Regions from separate parts of the Homo sapiens genome. Here region 2 is linked to region 1. The links are chromatin loops, found by intact Hi-C in ENCODE. Cell type or tissue: dorsolateral prefrontal cortex. All regions are shown on one strand.

Region 1 (2,500 bases):
CTTACAATAACATGAGATCAGAAAAACAAAATTTAAATGTGAAGAGGTTCCAGACTTATTTTAGTCAAGGGCTAAGTGGACAGTACCTGAGCACCGTGCTAGGGTTTTGTGAATATGTTATTTCATCTTTCTTAGCTAACCAGGTCTGTTCTTCATCTCTTTTTATTGCCCCTAGTCACCCACTGGTGCAGGTATATTAACAAAAAGACACTTGGAATAAAACAGGACAGAAACAAAGCTTGAATGGCAGTGTCTAACTGTCAAGGGAAAAAAGGGCAAAACTCAGATCAACAAACAAGGCATAGGGGAAAAGCTGTATATGTATGTGCAAAAGCAACACCCCAGGACTTCAGGAAGTCAAAAGGACCAGAAACAACTAGGTACCAGCATCTGATTTCTTGTGCAAAGGTTGGTAACTAATTTATTCAACCCTTCAGAGTTTTGTTTTTCAAACTAAACACCTGGAAGTCAAGAGCTCATAAAATTATGATATAAGCACACAAGGAAAAGTATGTTTTCCCATAAATTAAGTTCAACATCAAGGGTAAAGAACACTTTGGTTTGACATCTGACGGTACAAATTTTGTGTATCAGTCAGAATTATAGACAATATAAATGAATACTTCATTAGGCCATTTGGTCATTCAGATTACCAGAAAGTAAGTTTTCCCTCAAAACAAGAAAATCTCTATCTTACTTGAAATGAAGTGGCAGTTCTACATTAGGGCAGTATTAAGCTGTAAATCCTAGATCTCAATTACCATATGCTTTCTATAAACATCTGATGCCTATTTGGAGCATTTCTATATTATTTTAGTGGTTTCACATAATTGTCCTTCTCCTGCCTTTCACGTGAGAAAAAAGGAGAGAAAAAGACTACCTTTTTGAGAGAAGACACACACCTGTTGGTACAGGCTCAGCTGCAAGCTGCTGTTTTTCTCTTAACTCCCAAATGCGTACACTGCCATCTTCTGAGCATGAGATTAACTGCCTGTCAGAACAGAAAATCAGTAATACAAAAAGAGCGCACCACTGAGGGCCAATGCTAAATTTGCAGTGAAAGAAATCAGTGGAGCCCTCAACTGCTTTTATTCAGCTCTTAGCAGGAACTGACAAAAATCACAATTTAGCATGACGTTACAACGCAAACTAAAAGCACCCTTTAGGAAAGCCACATGTTACTCGTTACATTAGCTCAAATGCTATAAATTGATTCTCTCCATTTAAAAAAATGCCCTTGGGAAAACAGTGTGAATTATACTTCACAATGTCCTAAGCAGCCCCCTTCCCTCCTCTTGCTACCTCTCTTCTCTGGGTGCTTCACTATAAAAATATCCTGCATAGAAAATAATGATAGTCCCTGTCCATATGTTCGTCCCTAGAAGCTCAGCAGCAAATCTACCCTGACAGGAAACCACTCACTTAGTAGCCTCACACAACAAGGAGACCAGCAACCATTTGATTCTGGCCATAAACAAAAAGAAGGTAGGTTTATGAGAAATATAAAAATTGGTACAATGTAAGTGGCCCCAAAGTCGTTTATGTTGTTAAATACCAAATTTTAAATCATCTCTTCTTAACAATGAAATTCAATGTAATTCATTTGCACCTTGCTTCTTGTAAATTCTGTAATATACTGCCACATACCCTTCTGTTAGAGACAGCCCTCAGGCATTCTCCATTTCCAAAAGAACACAGCAGGTCAAGCCATGAAGCCAGGTAACTTGGCCACTTGAGAAATTACACTGGTAGCCCTGGGAACTGTGACTTGCTTTCATCTATTGCAGAACAGATGGGAACTTGTACCTGTTTGGAAGTCTGGCAACGTGCAGGACATTGGAGTCATGTGCAGTTTTCTGGCAGGCAATCACACGCTTCATTTGAAGGCTATACACGTATAAACCCCTTCCAACTGCAGCAAATACATTCTAGGGGAAGAAGTTCAGAAATGGGCATAAAACTAGCACTCACCCTTCCTAGTGTAATGGATTTCCAGCCCTCATGTGACATCAGAAAGCCACCATTACCTTTCCCATTCCTAGCCTTTAGCCCAAATTACAGTACTAATCTCTGAAACCCCAAAATGTCAAAGCACTAAAGAAAGCTCTGAGCATTTAGAAGGTAGGACACAACCACTAATGCAGAGAAAGGTAGGTCTGCATAGTATATCCCTTAGCGCCACTTCTTCCTCACTGAAATATATCTAGAGAAAAGCTATAGCTAGCAGCCTGGCCCTGCAGTGGAAGCTGTTGAGGGATAACCTGAGTTTTCATTTAAATAACACTATATCCTTGGGAAAATTACCTAGCTTCTTCTGCCTGAAAAATGCAAGCAAAATTACTTGCATTCCACATCTTAAGCAATCAGGAGACCTACAAGTGATACAAAAAAGCACGGCTACAGTGGCATTATCATCATGCAATCCTCTGAAGGTTTCAAAAAACATTTTTCCAAATGTACTATTAGAAATAAATACCTTTTTACTAAAACAACTTTAATC
Region 2 (2,500 bases), 360 kb before region 1:
CCTTCAGAACTTGGTGTTGGGCAGATTATGCATTAGGAACTCTTTTTTTTTTTTTTTTGGGTAAAAAGCTTTCTCATTTCCACGCACCCTCCACCTTGGGCTGCTGGGTGTATAGGCACATGGTGTGATAAGTCTTTGGTATGGAATGAAGCTCTATCCTTTCAAAGTCACCAGGTTCGGGTTCCCAGCCCTAAGTGGCCATGGCACTGGGTGGTCTGGGTTCACGGGGCTCCTGGAGCTCTCGGGTGTCCCGTGTGCCACCCCAATTCCTTGCGTGCATGCCCACGAAAGGCCGCCCAGGCACCCCCGGTGACCCCATGGAAGTGAGTTTTGGTTCTGCTCTGGCTTCGAAGTGCTTCTCAAGCTGAAGCCTTAGGGTGTGGAAGATCCTACAGTTAGCTGGAGCTTCCGAGTGAGTAGCGGCTGCGGGCCTGGCTTCGGTTACGGCTTCGGTCCCAGCGGGGTCTGAAGGCATTGGCATTGGACGGAGAAGCGCTGTCCTGGGGTGGGGAAGTGGCCACACCCCTACAGGAGGACCTTTGTGATGACGCAGCCGTCCCTGTCACCCTCGGGGTCGTCCTTGAGCGGCGGCGGCGCAGCGGGGGCCCAGCCCAGGGCGCCCTCACGGCGGCTCACATCCCGCAGCCGCGCCTGCAGCGCCTCCCGCTCGGCCTGCAGTTCCCGGCGCGCCTGGGCCGCGGCGCGCTCTTCCTCCTGCAGCGCCCTCCGCCTCCGCTCCAGGGCGCGCTCGCCCTGCTCCACGGCCAGCTCGCGCCGCTCCAGCTCCCGCTCCCGCCGGCTGCCGCGCACGGCCAGCGCGCCCATCTGTTCCAGCAGGCGCGCCCAGTCGCCCTCGGGGGCCGCAGCGGGGCCGGGCGGCGGCGGGCAGGGCGCGGCAGGTGGGGAGCTCCCGGCGCCGCTGCTCTCCAGCTCCCGCCGGTGCGCGCTCCTCAGGTGCCTCCACAACGCCGAGGTCCCCGCGTGGAAGCCCGGGCCGCGGCCCACCTGCTCCCCGCACAGACGGCAGGTGGCCCAGTGGCCCGACGGATGCCCGGGGCGCCCCGGCGCCAGGTGGAAGTAGCCCCAGGCCTCGGAGTATGGCGCCCCCAGGCGGCCGGGAGGCGTCGGCGTCGGCGCCGGCCCCAGTCCCGGACACTGACCGCCCCGCGCCGCCGCGTCGTCCAGCCCGCGGGCCTGGTCCATGGTGCAGGCCGGCTCGCCACTCCTCATTCTGCGGCGCCCGCACGCTGGGGAGCAGGGGAAGAATAATAATGAGTGTTAGGATCACGCACACAGCTCCTAGACTACAGTTAGCCTAAGAAACCATGCCGCCCTCCATTTTCTTACCGATGAAAAGCCTATAGTGTGTGTAGATAGTCTAAGTTTCTTTCTAATTAATCTTCAGTATTAAGTGTTGATTCCTCAGAAAAAACTGTTAAAAATATCTAGCCCTTCCTATACTAGGAATCCTCTTTGAAATCAAGTGGGTCCCCAGTCAACAAGTATTTATTCTAATAGCGGGAGGCTAAGCTGCTTGAACAGAAAGAACTAGCTAACTCCGTGCTGTGTCTGTATTAGCTTTAACTAGTCTCTGCTTTCTTAATAACAACAACGACAACAATAAAAAAGGTACTGTCTTCAGAATAACAGCTAGGCTCCCTTATGCAGTCTTCTCTGGGTGCTGCACAGCACACTTGAGCAATGACCAGAAAAGACAGCTTTGGGAATGAAAATTTTGTTTCTTAAACTTCAGGAGTGGAAGAGCCAGTGGTGAACAGCCTTTTAAAAAGCTTTCAAAGACTGTATGTTTTTCAAGATAAAAATATGTTTTTGTGATTATAAAAACAATCTACTTATGAGAAAATCGGCAGTACTGAAAGCAATGCTTTTAAGATATGCACATTTAGGAAATAGCAATATCCAAAGCAGCATTCTAAATTTTTACCTTTAAATTAGACAGTGGGTAATTTCCCAAGGATTCTGGGGTCCCTGTCATTGCCTCAGGGTTTCCAACCATCTCAGGTGGGTAGAAACAATGCATGCAACACGATTCCTGAGTTCTGAAGAACCATCAGCAGTGCTAGGAGTAAATTCAGAGGACAGGCAGGCCAGTGAAAGAAATGCATTCAAACCACCTTAAAGACAGATACTAGAAATACTGAGCAGCGCCATGCCCTGGTTCACTTTTTCTAACCCTTTCATAGATACCCAAGGCATAAAACAAATAAAATTAGTTTTCTTTATTGTTTGTGCTAACTAAAAGATCCCCTCTACATATTTGCAAGATACAAAGTTTGCTCAATACTTTTAATTAAGGAAGAAAAAGAAATAAAATAACGTCTTGCTTTGTTCAACACAAAATCTGTTAAAAGGATCCAAACATAATGCAATGTCATTGCACAGTCTTTTTTATTAGGAAACTAATTCACTACTGCAATAACCTATTAAAGAAAAGGGAATACAGAAAAAGGTGAAGTTTATTAGTTAGGAAATAAGTTCA

The links. A loop is a pair of places that touch in the nucleus more often than their neighbours do. Peaks named below come from ENCODE experiments on the same cell type or tissue, not always from the same donor. Only the 100,000 strongest peaks of a DNase experiment are listed, where the experiment ranks them.
Region 2: a loop joins it to region 1, with 5 times the contacts of the local background. A loop is called at or near these places in 8 of 110 quality-filtered maps.

Annotation. Positions count from the first base shown.
Region 1 is chr5:77,436,434-77,438,933 of GRCh38, forward strand. WDR41 (WD repeat domain 41) reads right to left here. Exons shown (of 13, transcript NM_018268.4): 10 at 1,807-1,928; 11 at 903-991. Among named protein-coding and RNA genes, the nearest start is that of WDR41, 55 kb to the right of the region's middle. In dorsolateral prefrontal cortex, a CTCF peak has its summit at 981 (motif pointing left); a DNase peak (open chromatin) is centred at 967; H3K27ac peaks cover 1,511 bases.
Region 2 is chr5:77,076,649-77,079,148 of GRCh38, forward strand. It overlaps ZBED3 (zinc finger BED-type containing 3), which reads right to left. Exons shown (of 3, transcript NM_032367.4): 2 at 1,946-2,080; 3 at 1-1,247. The coding sequence starts at 1,230. The coding sequence ends at 526. Among named protein-coding and RNA genes, the nearest start is that of SNORA47, 2.7 kb to the right of the region's middle. RefSeq lists a silencer at 790-1,199. In dorsolateral prefrontal cortex, CTCF peaks have their summits at 1,113 (motif pointing left) and 1,313; DNase peaks (open chromatin) are centred at 230, 713 and 1,123; H3K4me3 peaks cover 1,284 bases; H3K27ac peaks cover 2,228 bases.